Linked DNA regions of Homo sapiens: region 1 is linked to region 2. A link is a contact called in ENCODE Hi-C or POLR2A ChIA-PET data. All regions are on one chromosome and are shown on one strand. The core of a region is the stretch at or near the end of the contact, and the rest is flanking DNA. Distances in the headings are between cores, read along the strand shown.

Evidence for each region. Hi-C counts contacts between places; a loop is a spot of excess contacts on that map. ChIA-PET counts read pairs that join two places held with the same protein, here RNA polymerase II (POLR2A). Pooled maps may share reads with other maps.
Region 1: a pooled map shows a loop between it and region 2 (5-fold over the local background). The contact joins two enhancer-like sites. A Hi-C loop is called at or near these places in 2 of 168 maps with a recorded cell type or tissue (heart left ventricle and heart right ventricle) and 3 of 50 pooled maps. POLR2A ChIA-PET finds 5 or more read pairs at or near these places in 2 of 52 experiments (A673 and OCI-LY7).

Annotation. Positions count from the first base shown.
Region 1 is chr22:35,408,556-35,411,874 of GRCh38, reverse strand. It overlaps MCM5 (minichromosome maintenance complex component 5), which reads right to left. Exons shown (of 17, transcript NM_006739.4): 6 at 3,312-3,319; 7 at 965-1,131. Among named protein-coding and RNA genes, the nearest start is that of MCM5, 10 kb to the right of the region's middle. RefSeq lists enhancers at 1,227-1,366, 1,447-1,666, 1,757-1,816. Within about 2 kb of position 1,639, at least 11 of the 41 ENCODE cell types and tissues checked have a DNase peak (open chromatin) inside an H3K27ac peak, as active enhancers do.
Region 2 is chr22:35,920,029-35,923,378 of GRCh38, reverse strand. The region is part of intron 2 of RBFOX2 (RNA binding fox-1 homolog 2); the gene reads left to right. Among named protein-coding and RNA genes, the nearest start is that of RBFOX2, 110 kb to the left of the region's middle. Within about 2 kb of position 1,503, at least 14 of the 41 ENCODE cell types and tissues checked have a DNase peak (open chromatin) inside an H3K27ac peak, as active enhancers do.

The DNA of each region.
Region 1 (3,319 bases), core at 390-2,889, 510 kb after region 2:
ATGTAAAGTTCGAGATGCCTTTCAGATATGTAAGTGAACATGTCAAATCAGCAGTTGGTTATTAAAGTCTGGAACGTGGGGAGAAGCCCAGGCTAGAAATGGAAATGTGAGAGCTACTTACCTGTCAGTGGTTTTAAAGTTGTAATAATCTAGGTAGTTTGTGTAAATGTGGGGTGGGCCATGGACTGAGCCCTGGGGAAGCCACCCCTCTGAATCAATTCACTGCAGCCAGAGGGCTGAAACAAACCTGAAAACCCTCAGTGGCCCCTGCTGCCCTCAGGTGTAAGCAGGAGCTCCCCATCTCGGCACTCAAGGCCTCTTACACCACCTGGCCCCTCATCCCCTAGACTCCCACTCGGCCCTCCAGCCACTCAGTACCTTGCCCAGGCCGGGGTTTTCACCTGCTCCTGCCATCCCCTCCCGCCTGGAAGTTCTTCCACATCCACCACTCTTCAAAGCCCAGCTCAGATTAACCTCCTCCCAGAAAACCTTCCCCAAGGCCCAGCCCCGACCTCCTCCTTCTCAGACCTCCTTTAGCACCTCCTTGGAACTGCGTGACCCACAACAGCCACCACTTTACCCACATGTCCCCAGCGGTCTCACAGTTTTCTTATTTCTCCAACTAGACACTAGGCGGCTGCCTGCCTGGAACCCTGCGTTTCACTTCTCTTGTATTTCCTGTCACAGAAGTGAAGACTTGGCTTTCAGTAATTCCCCAGTGATTTGACCTCAGTCCTTCTGCCTTAATCCTGCACTTAGGCAAACACCCTCAGCCCAGGAGCCACAGCTAGGACCAATGTGTGGAAGTTCCAGGGATCACTTAATATAAAAATGAACGTTCTAATGATATGAGCAACACAAGGACATCCTGGGCTACCTCATGAAGTAACGAGCTGCCTGTTACCAGAAGTATGCAAGCACAGCCTTTTAGCAGGGCTAAGCCAGGACCCCAAAGCCAACTCACCAGAGCCATCTGTGTCCACCTGGATGCCCAGGACACGGATGTAGGAGCTTCGGATGCCCACGCCCACCCTGTCACGGCCCCTGCTGGTAGTCAGGCCAAACTTCTTGATGGAGTAGATGCCCATGATGGTAACCCTGTTCCCAGGGACGACCTTGTCACACAGGTACCTGAGAGGAGGGTAGAGGAGAAAGGAGAAAAGCTGAGATTCTGACTTGGACAGCAAGTCTCTGATTCCACCCATGCCCAGGACACGCAGGGTCCACTGCAGCATTTTTGCCACAGGCACCACATGCTGAGCTGGCTCCAGCCCCACGGAGCCCAGAGAACGGCCTCTCTCCCCACGTCACTCAGCCCATGCTCAGCTGCTTGGAGGATGGTGTTGCCCACAGTGACAGCCAAACAGAAAGGCAGGTGGTGGCCTGACTCTCGCTGAACTCGCTAACTCATTTGTACGCTGGTTTAGGAGGCTTAGTGCCAGCCCACAGAGCCCTCCAAAAGCCCCATCTCCACGTGTCTGCTGTCAGCTCACTGTGTGGTGCCCTTTAGCCTCTCAGGGCAAGACTTCCTCTTCACGCCCCCCAGCCTCCTTGAGGGGCCACTCGCCCTTTTTGCCTCTTCATGGCTCTGTGAGCTCATTTTGCCTCTGGGTTTTCATTTCCTGTTTTCAAAATGAGATGTTGAAACAGGGAAGTCTCCAAGTCCCCCAGTCAGAGACAGGGTGGTGTGGAGGGACACTTAGTCGCTGTGTGACCTCAACGAAGTCATTGCACCTCTGAGCCTAGGGGGATGACGAAGTGGCCTGCCTCTCATGTTGTGGAGTCAGGTGAGGCAGCAGACATAGAAGTGCTTTATACCATCAGGCATCACAGCTCCAGAAAAGACCATCACCGTCACTCCATGAGCCTCCAACTCCCCTCTTCCCATACCCACTTCGTAAGTTTTCAGGATTCATGAACTGCTTGGAAAATCATACATCCTGATTACGTAATCTGCATGAAGGAATTGTGCTAAACACCACATGCATTTTCAAGCAGCCCTCTGAGAGATTAAGGACTGTCCTTATCCCCATTTTACTGATGAGGAAACTGAAGCTTGACAAAGTCACATAACTTGCCCAGGGAGCAAGAGCCTGACCCCTACATACTCTGTTGCCACTAATGAAGTTAACAGAAGCTACAGATCCGCTCTCCTCAGAACATCTGCATGCAATTTCAGGATATGCAAGCCCAGGTTAGAACCCTAATCAAAGATCTCAAAACCTTCCACCCAGGTTACTATGAGGGGCCCAAGCTCAGTACCCTCTCCCCCTCAGTAGAATCTTTTTTGTTTTCCTTTTTGAGACAGGGTCTCGCTCTGTCACCCAGGCTAGAGTGGAGTGGTGTAATCACAGCTCACTGCAACCTCAACCTTCTGGGGTCAAGTGATTCTCCCACCTCAGCCTCCCAAGTAGCTGGGATTATAGGTGTCTGCCCCAACACCCAGCTAATAAATTTTTTTTTTTTAGATACAGGGTCTCAGTATGTTGCCCAGGCTGGTCTTGAACTCCTGGCCTCAAGCAATCCTCCTGTCTCAGCCGCTCCAAGTGCTGGGATTACAGGCATGAGCCACCGTGGCTGTTCAGCAGGATCTTAACAGAAAGCCTGGGGTACGCTGGGCGCAGTAGCTCACGCCTGTAATCCACGCACTCTGGGAGGCCAAGGCGGGCGGATCATGAGGTCAGGAGATCGAGACCATCCTGGCTAACAAGGTGAAACCTCATCTCTACTAAAAAATACAAAAAATTAGCTGGGCATGGTGGAGGGCGCCTGTAGTCCCAGCTACTCGGGAGGCTGAGGCCGGAGAATGGCATTAACCCAGGAGGTGGAGCTTGCAGTGAGCCGAGATCGCGCCACTGCACTCCAGCCTGGGCTACAGAGCCAGACTCCGTCTCAAAAAAAAAAAGAAAGCCTGGGGTAGGAGGTGGGGTGTCAGGCTGGGAAGAGGCTTTGCCAGCTATTGGTTATCTAGCTGTGCATCCTGGGCCTCTTATCCTAAGAAGAACACAGACTTTGGAAAGCAATGCACATAGGCTGAAAGCCCGGCTCTCCTCCACACAGGAAGTCATTTAATCTCTCCAAGTTACATTTCCTCATCTGCAAAATGGGGCTGACATGCCCCTGCAGATTATGGAAAGACGAGATGAGAGGAACTTATGGAAGCATTAGGCACAGAGCAGGTGCTCTGCAACTGGCCACCTTCTCCACCCTACTCACCCTGCTCCAGATGACCCACTCCCAACACTCGGGTTAGGGCCACAGCTGGGACATCCACCGTCGTAGATGCCCACCTCCCAGCCCGTCTGCCTCACCTGTCGCA
Region 2 (3,350 bases), core at 254-2,753:
TGTAAGAAGTTGGGGAAATAAAAGGAAAAAGAAAAAAGAAAAAAAAGATATGAAAGGCCTGGAGCCCTTTCCCCCATAAGGCTCTGCTGACTGGAAGACAGTTTGAAAACCAGTGAGGAATGATCAAAGAACTCTGGTGTCAGACAGACCTGAGTTCAAATTCCAGTTTGGACTGATACTTAACTTCCCTTAGGCTTACTTCCTCATTTGTAAGATGGGATGCTTTTATAGGATTGCTGATAAGTATTAGCCAAAAAACATGCCAGAAATCTATCACAGTACCTTCAGCTTCTGTGGATGCAAGGGGAGTGTGTTAGGCAGTGTAGGCTGACCCCTCACCACGTGCAGGACTCACACTAAATGTTGGGGGAAGTCATTGCTAAGACAGAGCCATAGGACTTCAAACCCAGCACTTCATACCTGACTGAAGGTTCAGGTGTCACATTTATCAATAGTTTAAAACAGGAGGGGGCAAACTTTCTGTAAAGCATCTGAGAGCATCTGGGCCATATGGTCTCTGTTAGAGCTACTCAGGAACTCTGGCACGGTAGCAGGGAAGCAGGCTTAGATTATAGTAAACAAAAGATTGTGGCTCTATTCTAGTAAAACTTTATTTGTGGGTACCGAAATTTTAATTTCATATAATTTTTATATGTCATGAAATGTCATTTTTCTTTTGATTTTTTCTTTCAATCATTACAAGATGTAAAAGCTATCTTAGCTGGTAGTCTGTGTGTGGGTTCTACAAAAACAAGTAGCCCATAGACCAAAGTCCTGATTTAGACATGTCTAGTTTTTTTTTTTTTTGAAATGGAGTCTAGCTCTGTCACCCAGTCTGGAGTGCAGTGGCGCAATCTTGGCTGACTGCAACCTCTGCCTCCCAGGTTCAAGCAATTCTTCTGCCTCAGCCTTCTGACTAGCTGGAAAATTAGCCACCATGCCCGGCTAATTTTTGTATTTTTAGTAGAGATGGGGTTTCACTATGTTGGTCAGGCTGGCCTCGAACTCCTGACCTCGTGATCTGCCCGCGATGGCCTCCCAAAGTGCTGGGATTACAGGCATGAGCCACCATGCCCGGCCTTATCAGTATTCTTAATACCAACAGAGTTTCACATTGTATTTGACACTATTTACAAACTCAGTTTATTCCCTCTGTGTGAATACTAGCCATTTCTAAAATGAAATGCAATTGTGATTTAAATTTCACATATCATTATGCTAAATGCTGTTCACTTTTTGTTCCATGGTCCTGAAACAATTAACCTGTTTGGAGATAAGCTGCAGATACAAGCACACAGAGAAGGGGACTTAGGAAAGCTGGAGGAAGGAAAGGTCTGTCTTGCCTACATATGGGCTTAGGAAAATTTTCTAACTGGAAACCTTGCCTCAAGTCTGAGTCACACTAGTGGGACTCTTGGCCCTAGGGTGGGAGGAGAAAAGGGAGGGAAGGAAGTGGCTATGTCAGTTTTTGTCAACAGAGGGCACCCAGAGCAAAGCAAGTGTTCTGTGACACAACAGAATCTGCCCCTCTGCCCCAGATGAATTTACCAGACAGGCACAGAACTTCTTGCAGTGGATTCTCTTGTCCATCTCTTCATTTGTCTGATCTGTGTCTGCATTCTCATGTTTTCTCCCATGCTGGAACCAGAATATTCTAAATGCAGTGTTAATAATTGTTATTTGCTGACTGCTTTAAGTGGAAGACCAATTCCCTCAATGTGCTGGGGTGAATTATCCCATGTTGTAAGGTTGGCCTTTTGGGTGGATGTGCAGTATTAGCTTCTAATTTAATTCAGTATCCAGTGAGCATGTATTCCTGAAATACTTTTGATGTGAAAGAGCACTTCATACCTGTATAACATGTTGTAAGAAGACTTTGTAAGTCTTATTGCCTAGAGCAGTATCCTCAAAGTGTGGCTTCAAATCCAGCCGCATCAGCATCACCTGGGAACTTACCTTTATTCATGGTCTCTGCCTCTTCCCCAGACTTACTGAATCAGAAACTCTGAGGATGGGGTCCAGTAATCTGTTTTAACATGCTTTGGTAATTCTTATACACACTCAACTTGAGAACCACTGTCATAGGGTAAAGGAGTGGAAGAGTTAAGGGCACTGGTATTTATGGAAGACTATGTGCCAAGTACTTGGCTAGGAGTTTCCTCTTCATTTTCCACATGAGAACAGCAAGCCTTAAAAGCATTAAGTGATTTGCCAAAGTCGTACATAGAATAAGTGGTAGAATAGGGATTTGAACCCTGGTTTTTCTGACTCCTGAGCCATACTATAGTGGCTGGTAAGAAAATGCTAAGAGGCGTTGCAATCTTTAAATTAATTCTTTTTTAAAAGTCCTTAAAATATTTTTTTAAAACAAAAGTAATTTGCATTCATTGAAGAAAATTTAGAATATACAGCAGATCAAAAGAATAGAATAAAATCTGCCTTAATATATTTAACTTTATCTTAACGTTTTGTTGTTGATTATCTTGTTTCAGCGTAACTCTGTTTGCATATATACACATTTTAAAATTCCTTACCAGATGTCAATCATATTGTGTAAACTTTTGTAAAATGCCTCCAGCTCAGGCCTACTTTATTATAAACATCGTTTCATGCCATTAGCTATGTCTGCTGCATCATTTCATGGCTGCCAAGTAGTCCCTTGTAAGGTTGTAAGCTTTTTTATCATAATTCTTGCTAAAGTCCGTCTTGTTTTGATTTCATGATATGCTTTTAGGAAGAATAGGATACTGAGTGCTTTGGTACTATGGGTAAACAATTTGTCCAGAGTGGCTTAAAGTATAAAATTAAGGCAGTAAGCAGATTTTGGTTGAGAAGGGGACATGGAACTGGAAAGGCAATACTAAACATGTTTGAGGTTAAAGTGAGCCCAGAAATAAGAAAACAAATTGAAGTAAAAAAGCCAAAGTATCAGGAATAGACTGGGATCTGTGAGTTAGATGGGTTAGAACAAATAGGAATACTGATGGTGAACAATTTGATGGCACCAACAGCCTGCTTTTATTGTTGGCTTTTTGACATAGAGGCTGAGCTGCCGAATGACAGCATGAGAAAAACTGGGCATAAGACTTCCATAAATAGCAGTTATTATTTATTGAGGACCTTCATGACCAGGCATCATATTAATCATTTAATTTTTATAATAACCACATGCAATTAGATACATTAGTTTTCCCCATTTTACAGCAGTGGAAACTGACAGTGACATTTAAAGTAACTTGGCCAAATGCTTTGATTGGAACCAAATTAGTTAAAACTCCCAAACCTGTGCTTTTATGCTGTCGTTTATCCTCATTCTTTTTTTCATGGTGTGGCAGGTGTTTAGCCACTAT